2 separate regions of the Homo sapiens genome follow, and region 1 is linked to region 2. Evidence: chromatin loops called from intact Hi-C (ENCODE). Cell type or tissue: endothelial cell of umbilical vein. All regions are shown on one strand. Each heading gives the region's core, and the rest is flanking DNA. Links, peaks and the distances in the headings are about the cores only.

Evidence for each region. A loop is a pair of places that touch in the nucleus more often than their neighbours do. Peaks named below come from ENCODE experiments on the same cell type or tissue, not always from the same donor. Only the 100,000 strongest peaks of a DNase experiment are listed, where the experiment ranks them.
Region 1: a loop joins it to region 2, with 10 times the contacts of the local background. A loop is called at or near these places in 9 of 110 quality-filtered maps.

What each region holds. Positions count from the first base shown.
Region 1 is chr2:152,737,413-152,745,433 of GRCh38, forward strand. The region is part of intron 3 of ARL6IP6 (ARF like GTPase 6 interacting protein 6); the gene reads left to right. Among named protein-coding and RNA genes, the nearest start is that of ARL6IP6, 23 kb to the left of the region's middle. In endothelial cell of umbilical vein, for the core only: a CTCF peak has its summit at 3,500 (motif pointing left); a DNase peak (open chromatin) is centred at 3,499.
Region 2 is chr2:154,372,883-154,380,903 of GRCh38, forward strand. The region is part of intron 9 of GALNT13 (polypeptide N-acetylgalactosaminyltransferase 13); the gene reads left to right. Among named protein-coding and RNA genes, the nearest start is that of GALNT13-AS1, 81 kb to the right of the region's middle. In endothelial cell of umbilical vein, for the core only: no CTCF peak of the experiment used is centred there; a DNase peak (open chromatin) is centred at 2,919.

The sequences.
Region 1 (8,021 bases), core at 2,461-4,960, 1.6 Mb before region 2:
TTTGTATTAAATTAGAATCAATTTAATAAAGGGCCTCAATTTTCCATGTATTTATTAATGTATTAGTCTGTTCTCATGCTGTCTAATAAACACATACCCAAGACTGGGTAATTTATAAAGGAAAGAGTTTTAATTGACTCACAGTTCCACATGGCTGGGGAGGCCTCACAATTATGGTAGAAGGCCAAGGAGGAACAAAGGCACATCTTATATGATGGCAGGCAAGAGACTGTGCAGGGGAACTGCTCTTTATAAAACTGTCAGATCTTGTGAAACTCACTCACTATTATGAGAACAGCAGCATGGGGGTAACCACCCCCATAATTTAATTACCTCCCACACGGTCCCTCCCACAACACATGGGAATTATGGGAACTGCAATTCAAGATGAGATTTGGGTGGGGCACAGCCAAACCATGTCATTCTGCCCCTGACCTCTCCCAAATCTCATGTCCTCACCTTTCAAAACCAATCATGCCTTCCCAACAGTCCCCCAAATTTCAGCATTAACTCATAAGTCCACAGTCCCAGGTCTCATCTGAGACAAGGAAAGTCCCTTCTGCCTATGAGCCTGTAAAATTAAAAGCAGGTTAATTACTTCCAAGATAACAATGGCGGTACAAGCACTGTAAATACACCCATTCCAAATGGGATAAATTGGCCAAAACAAAGGGGCTACAGGCCCATGCAAGTCCGAAATTCAGTAGGGCAGTCAAATCTTAAAGCTCCAAAATGATCTCCTTTGACTCCGTATCTCACATCCAGGTCACACTGATGAAAGAGGTGGGTTTCCATGATGTTGGGCAGCTCTGCCCCTGTGGCTTTGCAGGGTACAGCCTCCCTCCTGGCTGCTTTCACAGGCTGGCATTGAGAGTCTGCAGCTTTTCCAGGCACATAGTGCAAGCTGTCAGTGGATCTACTGTTCTGATGGCCCTCTTCTCACAGCTCCACTAGGTAGTTCCCCCGTGGGGACTTTGTGTGGGGGCTCCCACCCCACATTTCCCTTCTGCACTGCCCTAGCAGAGAGGTTCTCCATGAGGGCTCCACCCCTATAGCACACCTCTACCTGAACATCTAGGCGTTTCCATACATCCTCTGAAATCTAGGTGGAAGTTGCCAGACCTCAGTTCTTGACTTCTGTGCACCTGCAGTCCCAACACCACATGTAAGCCACCAAGGCTTGGGGTTTGCACCCTCTGAAGCAACAGTGTACATTGACCCCTTTTAGCCACGCCTGGGACACAGGGTACCAAGTCCTGAGACTGCACAAAGCAGCAAGGCCCATGAAACCATTTTTTTCTCATAGGCCTCCCAGCTTGTGATGGGAGAGGCTGCTGGGAAGACCTCTGACATGCCCTGGAGACATTTTCCCCATTGTCTTGGCAATTAACATTTGGCTCCTCATTATTTCTGCAAATTGCTACAGCTGGCTTGAATTTTGCCTCAGAAAATTGTTTTTTCTTTTCTGTCACATAGTCAGGCTGCAAATTTTCTGAGCTTTTATGCTTTTCTTCCCTTTTAAACATAAGTTCCAATTCCAAACCATGTTTTTGTGAATGAATAAAACTGAATGCTTTTTTTTTTTTGGGAGATGGAGTCTTGCTCTGTCACCCAGGCTGGAGTGCAGTGGCGTGATCTTGGCTCACTGCAAGCTCCGCCTCCTGGGTTCATGCCATTCTCCTGCCTCAGCCTCCTGAGTAGCTGGGACTACAGGCGCCCACCACCACGCCCGGCTAATTTTTTTTTGTATTTTTAGTAGAGACGGGGTTTCACCATGTTAGCCAGGATGGTCTCGATCTCCTGACCTCGTGATCCGCCCACCTTGGCCTCCCAAAGTACTGGGATTACAGGCGTGAGCCACCGCACCCAGCCAAAACTGAATGCTTTTAAGAGCACCCAAGTCAACTCTTGAGTGCTTTGCTGCTTAGAAATTTATTCCACCAGATACCCTAAATCATCTCTCTCAAGTTCGAAGTTCCACAGATCTCTAGAGCAGGGGCAGAATGCTCCCAGTCTCTTTGCTAAAGCATAGCAAAAATCACCTTTGCTGCTCCAGTTCCCAATAAGTTCCTCATCTCTGTTGGAGACCACCTCAACCTGGACTTCATTGTCCATATCAAGATCGGCATTTTGGTCAAAGCCATTCAGCAAGTCTCTAGGAAGTTGCAAACTTTCCCACATTTTCCTGTCTTCTTCTGCACCCTCCAAACTATTTCAACCTCTCCCTGTTACCTAGTTCCAAAGTTACTCCCACATTTTCAGGTATGTTTACAGCAGCAACCCGCTCTACCGGTACCAATTTACTGTATTAATCTGTTCTCACACTGTTAATAAAGATATACCTGAGACTGGGTAATTTATAAAGGAAAGAGGTTTAATTGACTCACAGTTCCACATGGCAGGGGAGGCCTAACAATCATGGCAAAAGGCAAAGGAGGAGCAAAGGCACATCTTACATGGCAGCAGGCAAGAGAGCATGTGCAGAGGAACTGCCCTTTATAAAACCATCAGGTCTCAAGAGACTCACACACTATTAGTGGAACAGCCACATGGGGGTAACCACCCCCATGATTCAATTACCTCCCACCAGGTCCCTCCCATGACGTGGGGATTATGAGAACTGCAATTCAGGATGAGATTTGGGTGGGGACACAGTCAAACCATATCAATTAGTAATTAGCATTTTTTGTTTTTGGGTTTTTTGAGACAAGGTCTGGTTTGGTTCTGTTATCCAGGCTGGAGTGCAGTGGCATGATCTTGGCTCAGTGCAACCTCCACCTCCCAGGCTCAAGTGATCCTCCTGCCTCCACCCTCTAATAAGCTGGGACTGTAGGTGTGTCAGCATGTCAAATAATTTTTTTATTTTTTGTAGAGACAGGATTTTGCCATGTGCCCAGGCTGGTCCCAAAACCCTGAGTTCAAGCAGCCTGCCCACCTTGGCCTCTCAAAGTGCTGGGATTACAGGCATGAGCCACTGCACCCAGCCTAGTGATCCAGTTTTAATATGAAATGGTGTCATATTAGAGCCTTAGATTATGTACTTATTAATAAATCTAAAAATGGTTTTGAAATGTATATAAAATATATGTTGTGTATGCACAAATGAATACAAAATATAAAATATAAAATATACACATTCATTTCTATACATACAAAATTTAGATGTGTATATATATTTGTGTATGTGTATATATTTGTATATAAATAGAATATATACACATTATAAATGTGTATAAATACAAAATAATGCATATATATATTATGTAGTCCTAGCTACTGGGAGGCTGAGGCAAAAGGATTGCTTGAGCCCAGGAGTTTATTATACAAAATAATGTGTATATACATTTTGTATTTGTACAAAATAATGTGTACATGTATACAAATATAAATGATATATATACCCAAATATAAGTGAAATATTTACACACACACACAAATACAAATGAAGTTGTTTTATAGTCAAAACCCTGCCCTCTAGTGTTTATGGAAAATATGCCGTTATTTCAGAAATGTCAGATTAAGTATATTCTCTATGTCACCAGTAGAGTGAGTCCTTGTACAGGGAAACAACTTCTCCACATTTTGAGAAAGTTGAAATCTTCAGACTTTTATTTTCTTCAAAATCAAATTGATATATTTTATCAATATGCGACATCATACTTTTATAAAAATATCTTTGTGACAGGTTATGTATTTTATCACCTAAAATAAGCAATAATATTAATGTAAGCATTTTTCCTAATTATATAAAAGTAATTCAGATTCTTTATTGAAAATTCCAAAAAAGAAAAAGAAAAATGGAAATAATCAAGGAAAATTACTGCTGACATTTTAACATATATTTTTCCATTCTTTATGCATATTTTAAAAATTGAAATTGGGATCACAATGTATATACTTTTTTGTAAGAGAGTAAAATAAATCATATATAACTGGTTTGTTAAAATAGTAGTCTTTTGCTATCTCTGCAGACTTAAGTACCTGGGTTTTTTTTTTTTTAACAGAATAGTTGAAGTGGGAAAACCATTTGAGAAGACCATATTTACTGTGACTATCAATTGTGTTTCCTTAGAAACAAACCCCTCAGAGGAAGAAAAAAAGTAACATTTATTACTGTTTAGTAAATATTAGGTGACATATTTAATGAAATCATCAGTTTGGGTCAATAATTCATAAGAAGAGGTTGAGATTAGAAATAAAAGCATTTTCCTTTATTCAAATTTTTTATGTTTACTGTTATATATTAGATAAATCTTAGCAATTTTCACTTTTACGTAAGCACAAGATGTTTAGGAAATACAAGATAGAGAACTTTGCAAGATATATTTCCAGATAGGTACTTAATGGACTTCAACAGGCATATTTTTTGGAAAGATGGTTCCATGTATTTGTAAACTTCGCTAAGTCAAAAGGTATAGTGCAATATCACATATATAAACTTGTCAATTAGTAAGCTATCCTTTTCTTTGTGTATTTAATCCAGTAGACTGGATGGAAAGTCTTGTTTTGGTTGTTATTAAAGGTTTGTTAACAGTGTTAAAGAACAAGAGGCAGAGGCAGTAAGTTTAGATTTTTTGGAATATCTAAATAGGCATTCCCATGTTTCACTATGTTATAATTCATTATCCTGCTTCTTCTACACTACCTACTCAACATCTCCAGTTCATTTCTCATCACTTTTCCCTGTTCATTGTCTGGGTTTTGTGAGTGATTTCCAAGAGACAAATGTAACAGTGTATATATAGTCAGTATTTTAACATTTTGGTTATCAGCTTTAATTATAGTTTTCAGGAGTTAATGCATCTAACTATGTTACCTACCCGTGGAAAAATACTGCATGCAAAGAAAAGCTAGAACTCTAAAGATAATCGTGGGCTGGGCATGGTGGCTTATGCCTGTAATCGCAGCACTTTGGGAGGCCAAGGTGGGAGGATGGCTTGAGCCTAGAAGTTTGAGACCATCCTAGTCAACATAGTGAGATGCTGCCTCTACAAAAAATTTTAAAAAGTATCCAGGTGTGGTGAAATGAGCCTGTATTCCTAGCCACTGGGAGGCTGAGGCAGAAGGATTGTTTGATCCCAGGAGTTGAAGGCTGCAGTGAGCTATTATATCGTGCCACTGCATTCCAGCCTCAGTGACAGAGCAAGATACGCTCTTTAAAAAAAAAAAAAAAAAAAAAAAGAACTTTGGGGTTCATTCTAGGCTTGGCCATTGGCAGCAGAACTTTAAAGTCCTCTTGATTGGGAAAATGTTAGTTATGGATACCAGCTGTGCCTTACAGTACATTTTCCTGAACAAGTCTACCTTTTAAGCTAATATTCTAGGATTTCTAGGGATGTCTTAAGAGAGTCCTATTAAACATTATGGGGGAACTAATGCCCTCCTAAGCCACCCATCTCGTAGGTGTTACTATTAGTCTGGTGTTTCCATTTTTTAATAGATGAAGAAACCAAGTCTCAGAAGTTTAAGCCACTTGCACAAAGTCAAGTAATTTGCAAGTAACATAGTTTGCAACTGACTGTTTATTTTTATTCACCATACTAGCTAACTTACCTCCTCTGCATTATGAAATTCATCATCAATAGGAGGAATTTCACTAATTGAAACAGCATCATTTTATTGACAATTAACAGGCACTCTGAGCTTTTGCTATGTGGCAGTTTTGCCCCCACAGTATTGCTAAATCAAAAGACTTTCTCTGTCTTTTCCATTGTTTTCTCCTAGTACCTGTATTCCACTTTAAGACTGCACTCCACGGTTCACATCACCTATGCTCAAGCTTCATCTAGTGGTGAAAGTATGTAGCTGCAGGTTAATAGTTATTCAGTGTGCTAGAAATAAAAACCACTCTGATAATAAATGTCACATCTAGGATAGAAATGTTACTCTATAGTAATAAGCTTAGTGGAAAAATGATAACATGAGTGATGGGTCGTATTGCTGACATGAAAAAATGTTCACTATTTAGATCAAACGTCAAATTTAACAGCATATACTCAAATAACCTTCACAGTAGGACATTAACATTGTAGGAATGTAAAACAACCTGGGGATTCCAAAATAAGTCATTCTTGGCAAGTAAAGTTGGTTTATTAATTTTAAGTCTAGTTAATTTGTATAACCTAAGCATACAGAGTAAAGTGGCAAGCGCCCCTAGCATGTAATGATTTCCGTAGCTGAAATCATTGTGAAGGGAGTTACTATGCCAAGGAAGCTCCTTAATAGGACTATTATTTTATGCTAAAGATATCCATAGATATTTATTTCCAAGGAGGAAAAAAAATCAATGCTTGTATTTAAAGTTGTGAGGATAGTTCAACTATATAAATGGAAATAAAGTACTGCTGGAAATTTCAAATTGCAAGCTTATGCTGATCAAAGGTATATAAAAGTAAGATTTCTGGTGAATTGGATATCTGAATCCAAAGCTTGGATTGTTGAATCATCCAGTGAGAAACTGATTTTAAATAATTTTCTCTCTGTTTTGAGAAATGCTATAGAAATAGCATGTCTTGCAGTCACAGCATTGTAGTTTTTGGAGCATGTCTCAGTTCTTAAATCTTCAGTTGACTTCTATGCTAAGAGATTTCTTATCCTGAATCTTACAAGTGAACATGAGTCTTTTTGAGGCATAGATTGAATTGTTTTGAAAAGAAATCTCCACCTTGAGTATAACTCTGTTCAGTTTAATGACCTCGAACATCTATGTTTATGCTAAAAATATTTTTGAAAGGCATGATTTAAAATTTTCCTAGATAGCTTTTAAAAGAGACCAAAACCTTCAAAGTCATCTCACAGATAGTCATTTTGAATTACCAGAAGTCAAACAAAATTATTATATTTTTATCATAACTAGACTCAGTTTTAAGCTACAGTATTCTTCAGGTGTCCTTTGAATAATTACATTTGTGCATTTCCTAGGCAGATTGGAAGACACAGTTGAATGTCTATTTTATAGAAGTCAGCATGAATTTACTCTTACATTTTTAGAGAAATTTGAAGTTTGGTATCTTCTCTTTAGATATATTATTGGTTGTATTTATGGCTTATTTGATATAGGGTTCATGGCCAAAATGCAGGGAAACTTCAGTTATTAGTGTTATATCATGATTTCTAGGCATATGCCAAGGTAAAGAGTGGTGTCTTTTTTTCACAAATGCCTGCTAAAATATAATCTATGAGATTAGATTGGGAATTTGCATTATTTCACAGTTAATATACAAATCAGCGGGTATCTGCTACCTTCCTCATGCTATCAATCTTTATTGTCTGATCACTATGAATTATCCATCTTTCCATTTCTTCTTCTTCCAACCACAAATAACATTTGATAAATATCCAGACACTCAATTTTAGAAAACATGCTTTTAATTTAATTTTTATTTAATGTAACATTATTTATATGCATCCTTGTTTAAAAAAATTGTATTGCCTTACAATGCAATCTGGAATCTGCAAAATAAATTGTAAGTGAGAAAGAAAAGGGAACAAGTTAATTTTAGTTTGAATTAATTTTTGGTAAATTGTTTTTAGTAACTATTTTAGAGAGTAACATGATCTATTACTCTTTTACATGTGTTACTTCCTATGTAAAGCGTTCTGTATGTAATTAGATGCTAACATTTGTGTGTGAGAGTGTGTTGTTAACTGTAGTAGGGAGCAGCAGATAGTAAAATACTTTGACATGTGAATTTCCTGGAACATTCAGGATTCAGTATTGGCATCCTGTATTATAATGTTACTTTTCTATTCAACATTAGTTTGGGTCTTTAAAATATTGTTATTAGGGTTTTTCTCTGACGTCTTCACATTGAGGGTTAGGAAGATAGAGAACAAATAAAACAGTTGAATCATAATATGCAATTCAAGAAAAGGGAACAAGTTGATTTTTGTTTGAATTGCTTGAAATTTGAAATTTCCAGCAGCACTCAGTTTTCTTTAATACAGTTAGCCTATCCTCATAACTAAATACAAGCACTGATTTTCCCTCCTTGGAAATAAGTATATGTGGACATCTTTAG
Region 2 (8,021 bases), core at 1,807-4,306:
TTACTTTTTGCCCTTTTCAATATGATAATTTTAAAATAAGTTAAAAGATAAACTCAGTTTTTTATTTAATCATTAATACTCTGTCAAAAGAATTCTTAGAACACTTTCCTTTTTAAAGGACACTATTCCTAGGAGCTAAGATAACTGAAATTATATTTTGGTTTTAAAAAGTCAAAATATTTAAAGAAGTATTTTAATGTCAAAGTCAATTAGAGTACTGAAAACTTATATAAAAAATGAATCATTTGCAAAAATATTTCCTCAGTTTTCATACATTTTATGGCAAACCTTCAACACTTATTTATTCCAGATGCTAAGATTAAGACATCTGGTACAGTGTGAGGAAACACTATTTAAAAAGAAAAAATACATTGAATTTAGTTGTGCTAGTAACCAAATTAAGTATAAGAAATGTTATAACAAAACTGAGATTGTATTACATATATGTACTTGTCATTTAAATTGAGGCTTGAATCATAATGGCACCAGAATTTTCTGTTTCCTTCATCTTTGATTCTGACTGTCCATGTCTTGATCATTCAAAACCTTGAAGATAATTTTAAATTCAAATTCAAAACCTTGAGAGCTGATTGTCTGGTTCAGACCTTCAATCTGCTTAGAAAAATGTTGTCCAAAAAGATATATTATTTGTTGAAGAGCATATAGACAGTAAGGGATAGAACAGACAACTTCATCACTGGACTTTTTGCCCTCAAAAGATCTTGTATAAAAATCAGACCTGCTTTTAAAATAAAAGAGCATCCCATGTTTCCACTGCTTTTTATATTGTCTTTACTTACATCATCATTAAGTCAAAAGACATAAAACAGGTTTTGATTGCAGAATAGTAACAACAAACGTTTTCCCATATTGGGCACAAGTCTTCCCTTGGCCTTGTAATAGCCACTTAACAGGTGTGGCAGGAGTACTGTTTTAAGGACTAAAGATTCTTACAGAGTGTGAACAATAACAAAGATACTCAGAGCTCTGTGGGTTTTGTTTATGTTTTGCTTTATTTTATTTAAGATTTCATACTTCTGAGTGCCATTTTTTGGTCTCAAGAAGTGAGGCTAAAGTTGTGTTCAAAATTTGCTACAACTCCTCAAAGCCTTTTGTGAGTGCCTCCTTCAGACTTGTCAACTGAGACAGTTCACCAGTTATAACATGAAGTACTGTCTTTACTCCCAGCCTTCTTCCTTTCCCGGCTTTCTTCCTTCTTCACTCTTGTGCAGTATAGAATTGATGTTGTGACTTGGGAGACTGAAACCTCCATTTTGCAAATTGGTAATATGATTTAATTATCTATATTGCTGAAAGCCATTGAGATACAGGGTGAATTTCTAATATTCGGTAAGCATCATTCAAATATTTTATCTAGATCTCCCTTTGTTGAAGAAGGAATACTTATTAATCTGGAGAAGTTGTGGTAGTTGTTGTTTTTCAAATCTTAATTAAGCACTATTGCCTTTTTGTCCTTAAAAGCATATGGGGAGACAGTTAAATGAGTTTTCAATGAAAAGTGAGCTGATGGCTCTTGTTTAGTACAAGGAAAACCGATGAGCTGTTGGAAGAGTTAGAAGCCATTACCAGAGATAAGGCTCTAAATTAAAGCTGAACTATAAACTTCAAAATTGAGTAAGGAAAAAAAGGATGGGAGAACCATTACCTATCTAATTATGATGCAATTCAGTGGCAAGTATGTAAAGTTTATTTCAAGTACTCTAACTATACCAGCAGAAGTTGTCATTGCACATAATTGTTTCATTAGTTATGACTTGTAAACACATGGAAACATGATTCAACTGCCCCTTTTGCAGTCAAAGAAAAGTGTGGCTTCCCTGATGAAGTGTTGATTCCATATTGAGGTTTGAACTGACAAACCCAGCTTATACTGTACTTTGAAATGCTCCAAGCCCAGATTTTTATTTTTTTAACTACCCTTGTTTTAAATATCTTTCAAAAAGACAACGAGCTAAATAACCAATCTAATAGATAGATAGTGATTTAATTAACCTCAATGATTAAATCTGATCAGTTATTTAGAATACAGTCATTCATTTCCTGGACAGGGAAATGTAAATATAATCTATAGTTTTTCACAGAAATAATTTTGTTGTTGTTGTTGAGACAGAGTCTCGCTCTTGCCCAGGCTGGAGTGCAGTGGCGCAATCTCGGCTCACTGCAAGCTCCGGTTCCCGGGGTTCATGCCATTCTCTTATCTCAGCCTCCCAAGTAGCTGGGACTACAGGCGCCCGCCACCAAGCCCAGCTAATTTTTTATATTTTTTAGTAGAGACAGGGTTTCACCATGTTAGCCAGGATGATCTCGATCTACTGACCTTGTGATCCGCCCACCTCTGCCTCCCAAAGTGCTGAGATCACAGGCTTGAGCCACCGCATCCAGCCAGAAAAAAATTCTTAAGACTAGTAAGAAGACAGAGAGGACAGGCCCAAGATAAAAAGATAGAGCTATACATAGGGACAAGGAGGAAACACAGTAAGTCTTCACTTTAGCATCACCCTCCGGAAAAACCCTGGGCTACTTTCCTTTGCTCATTCCAGGAGGATCTAATTTAGAGTGTCCTTCTTTGCTCATTGGGCGCTTGCTTCCAAGGAACGATAATGGACGGAAAGAGATGTAACCACTAGCCTGGGAAATTTATCACTGAAAAAGGGCAACAAGAACGTGGACACTAATGCAGGAAGACAAACAAACCCACGCAGCCACCAAGAGACTAGCTTCAAGAATCAATTTATTCTTCCCATTCTCATTCACCTCATGGGGGTCAAGACAACTTGACTTTAATAATGCGATTTTCAAACCACTTACAAATCACGCAAACTGTGGTCTTTCTGATACGCTCTTAGGAGAGGGACTGTTTTTTTGCACGGAGGGATTAGCAAATCCGACTGCATGTATGCTTTTGAAGCAGCTTTAAGTTTTAAAAGGGAAAGGCTTCCATCTACTGGATACTTTGAGTAATAAAGACTATGAGAATCCACATGACAGATTTCCTTTTGTGCCGGCAATGCATAACCTGGCATGTTCACTTAGAGGTTTTGTAATTCTTTTAAAATACATTTTGTTGGAAGGACGTAGTTGTTACTGAATACGTTCAGCTTTTACAAAATACAAAGCCCACAATATATCACAAAAGAGAGACAAAAGGAATATATAATTTGCCCTTCTTTTCATTTGGAAACAATTGGATGGAACAGTTAAATACCCAACAAAGACATTCTATTTGTTAAGAAAATCCACAATAAGCATAGCTTTAACTGGAATATGAAGATGGTTGAAACAGAATGGGGTGTTTCAGTCACCTCACTTTTTTTCTTTTCTAAAAATTGTATTACTTTTAATGAGCAAATCTCATCTTCATTAGAGTCTGCCTATTTTGAGTTCAGCTACTTCTATTTAATGACACATATTTTTGCTAATATATTGCATTATATAGTCAGATAAGAACACGGGTCTTTTCCTGGGCATATTTTGTAGATGGGATACATTTGAGCTAAATCATGTAATCTTTGTTCAAGTCAGCACATAAAGATAAAAAATCTTTTTTCCAGCAGATAGATTTTTTAAAAGAATGTAAGAATTAATGCCTTTATTTAAAACAAATTTAGTTAATAAATTTTTTAAAAGTACACAGAGTACAACATTTTAGTGTCTGAGTCTTAATGAAATCTCTTAAATTTATATAGAAGTCAAAATTAATATCAAAATTGTACTGAATATCTTTTATACCAAAGAAAACAAGCAAATTACAGGTTAATAGTGTCAACTTTTAACTATGAGAATATTATGGCAAAAAGGACAAAACTGAAAAATCATGAGAATTTTTTTAATTCAAACTCATTAATATGTAGGACAGTATTATTCGTGGATTTTCCATGTTTCCATAAAGTGAGGTTGAAGAAATAAAGCAGAAAAATCTTAAGACTTGCCCCCTAAACTATAGTAAATATCTAAGGATTTGCAGATGCGTTCTCTCAGCTTTATACCTTCCTTTATAAATTAATAAATATATAATCCCTCACACCTAGAAAAGACTAAGTCTTGCTAAAGCAGATTCCTGTCAGGGTTACTGTAGAACTTATTTTGAATATTCTTAGTACCAGAACCTGGAATATAATACAATGTTAGGATCTACCTAGTTCAGATATATCTTTATAATTCTACCTGCAGGATTACCTCAAAATAGTATTTTTGAAAACAGTGAAATGATGTGCTGAGAATAATAGGCAATGTAAATTGTTCATATTTAAATATATATTAGCTTGGTAAGTATATACAACAAATATTAAATTACAGAAGATACTATGATAATTCCTCTTTGATAAGGACCTAAATCTTTTCATTCAGTGATATCTTTTCTGGGTTGTCTGGGTTCTGTTCATTGTCTTTTTTGTGACCAAGCTTTTTTACACATTTATGGCCCATGCTGATTGACAATGGAAATGTTTATTTCATTTTTGCAACTGAAAATTTCTTGGCATTTACAGAAGAAAGAAAAGAAAGAGGATGGAAAGAAGGCAGGCAGGTAGGAAGGGAGGGAGGGAGGAATTAGCCTTTTCTTTGCACTTGCTCCTCTAACTAAATCAAGCCCAGAACTTCTAAATATAACAATAAAGGAAGAACCGCTCATAGGCTTTAGTCCATACATTCACCTCAAATTATTCAAATGAGACTTCGCTAAAGCCTAGGGGAGAACACAAAAGAAATAAAAATGAAAAGTTACATTGGCGTAGTTAATCTGACTTAAAAATAATAGTTCATTCATTCATCATTTATTATCTAATATGTCCCAGGCATTCCTCTAGGTCCTAGGGATCTAGAAGTACATGAAACAGACAAAATATTTTTTCTTCATTGTACTTCCCTTCTAGTATGAAGACAGACAATAAATAAGATTATGATAGTAGCTGAGGAAATTAATAGATCATGAACAGGAACTGGGTGAAGAAGCAAAGTCATTTTAGATAGGGTAGTCAGAGAAGGCTTCACAGAAAGAGTTTAGTGTTTTGATCATATGATGCTGTGACCTAGAGGAAATCAAAGCTCAATCTCTAAAGACGTGCCACCCTTTTGGAGTGCATTCCTTTTTGGCTGGATTATCTTGGCTTTCTTCCTTGTGACTACATTTATATGACCCTTGTCCTTATGGAGTGCCCCCAACCTCATATACGCTGCTCAGATTTCAGACCCACAGACTATTTTACCTTAAGTTCCCTGTCTGGAGAACGAACACAGAGAACGCCAATTCTCTGTAAAGGAAACACACCACATTTAAGTACAACCCACATTCAAGAGGTTCACTGGGATCGCAGGAGGAGGCTGTTCTGCTATACTTGCTCAATATTCAGATTAAGAAGTAATCATTTATCACAAACGTTACTGAGACTCCTTGGTTGACTATCTTAGGAATGATTTGAGATGTGCAGCCTTGTGCCTTCACTTGAGACAATAAGGAAATACGTAACTAATATTTTAAGTTAGGGAGAAGGACTCACTTCCACACCTCCTGCTATTAGGAAACGCTTGAGCTCTAGGAAATATATTTCAAAACCATTATCCATCTTCTCTGTTGTAGGCAACTAATGTAATGTAGTTTACACATGCACAGAATTGCATTTTATTCTGCCTATGTTTAACAATGCAGACCGCAGATTGGTTGCAACAATTTGCTGTCTTACAAAAGTATGTAACAAATGTGAATTTTTAAGTCACAGATAATTTTTCTTCGCACCCATTGACCAACCTCTCACATTCCTCCCCTCCCGATTCTCTGGTATCGACTCTTCGGCTCTGCTTCTATTAAATTTTTTTTTTAAATTTCACATATGAGTGAGATTAACCCTGATTTGATCATTATACAACATATATAGTATTAAAACATCAAATCGTACCCCATAAGTATTTACAATTACAATGTGTCAATGGAAATAATATAAATATTTTTAAAGATACTTTTCCTTGAATGAACAATTGATCTGCAACATTTTGTCATGATGCCTCTACTTTGGCTTGGATTGTCAAGACTCTTCTCTCTTCATTTAAAATTTGATAAACTGTGACTTTAAAATGTTTCAGGCCCAGTCTCAAGGAAATTTCCTGTTACAGTACGTAAAATGAAACCATAATAACGGCAGTAATTTCAGAGGACATAGAATATGTGGCTAGAAATACATAATGTGTGCTTAATAAATGATGCTAGCCCTTTTAAAGCAGAAAACAAAACTACATTAACTATGATATTAAAAAAACTAAATGTTATGTCATTCGCTCATCTTAGTAAAATGGTTAAAAATTTTGTATTTTCATATGATAATAAAGACATATCATATTGACTAAGGACTACCAATATGTCTTAATAAAATAAACTCACCTTGTAAAATGCTATGTAGCTTTCTCTACTTTTTTTTAGAGCCTTAAACTAGATTTTCATAAACCAGGTTTTATCAAATGTTCTTAACATTTTCTTAATCTTACTACAGACTATCTTTAATAGTAGATATCATGGTTATGAAGCTGTGAATGAAAATTAAGATATTGCTTAAGTGCAAATAATTTTAAAGTAATTAATTTTTGGTCTATTAACATTGTCTAATAGTCTCCTACATATTCAATTCCTTAGAAGGCTGTTTGATTCTCATGTATTTAAAACAAACTTTAAAAGTAAATTATCTAGAAACTACTTAAAATGTAAAAACATACTGATGTTTTAATAATTAATGAGTAGTCCTATAATGTCTGTGTTCTTAAATATTGAAACTCAGCATTGGTTTATTGTCAAACAGAAATCTATAATTACACTATGTAGTAACTGTACAATTTTAATGCTGTTAAAATTTACAATGAATTCTGCAACACTGCCTTGCTGAGTAACTCTTAACTCAGTAAATACTGAATCCTGGGCAGGAAAACAATTGCAAAGTTAAGTATGCATTTAAAAAGATTAAAGGAATTAAGATTACTGAACCCCATGAAAATATTAATAAAACACTTATCTTAATGACTGTTAAGTGAAGTAGCAAATATCTTAATCTATGACTAAAATCACTGAAAATTGCTTTCAAATTTTTTTATCTAGCAGAAGAAATAAAATTAAACTTAAATATTTCTATTTATGTCTAAAAATTCAAAAAGTGGAATAAATAAGACAGTAACCTGTTATTAGATTATGAAATACTTTAAAGTTTTTATAACTGAACAAAAGGTATTTATCAGGTTTTTGACACGAGTTAACATTCTTTAACTCTCACTGTGCCAAATACTTTGTATATATCATTCTATTTATTTCCTCATGATAATCCCATGAAGTATTAAAAATTATATGTTTTACCCAGGAGTAAAGCAACTTATAAAGGGTCATATAGCTAGCATATGATGCACCTGAAATTTATACTCAGAGGGATCATTCACATGAATGAAATTAATAATCTAAGTCTCCATTGCTTCATGGTTTTCTCCCTAATGCTTTTTAGATTCTAGGATGACATTTTGGTAAAAGGTGATAGCATATCTTTTTTAATGTAGCCTTAAATAGTTATGTGTTAATATTTCCAAAAGTTCAACTCTTAAAATATTTTTAATGTATATATTAAGAAATTAAATGATGACCTAAACAACCTTATAGTCATCCTTCCAGAATTTTTTTCTTCATTTTCTGGGAGATTTTCATAAGATGAAAAAGGACTTAATGCTATCAGCATCAAAAGACATTCCAAGTGAAATCTGAAGACACAAAGGGGCAACATATTGTCTATCAATATGTACAAATATGTGTACTAAATTGCCACGAACTTGGTGGCTGAAATCCAGACATATTTATTATTTCTCAAGAGTCTAGGGATGGCCTAGCTGGGGCCTCTGCTTCAGGGTCTCTCACATGCCTGCAATTAATGTGTTGATGGGGGCTGCAATCTCATCTCATGGCTCAACTGGGGAAGAATCTGCTTCCAATTTTACATGTCAGAATTTAGTTCCTTGGAGATTGTCAGGCTGAAACCTTTAGT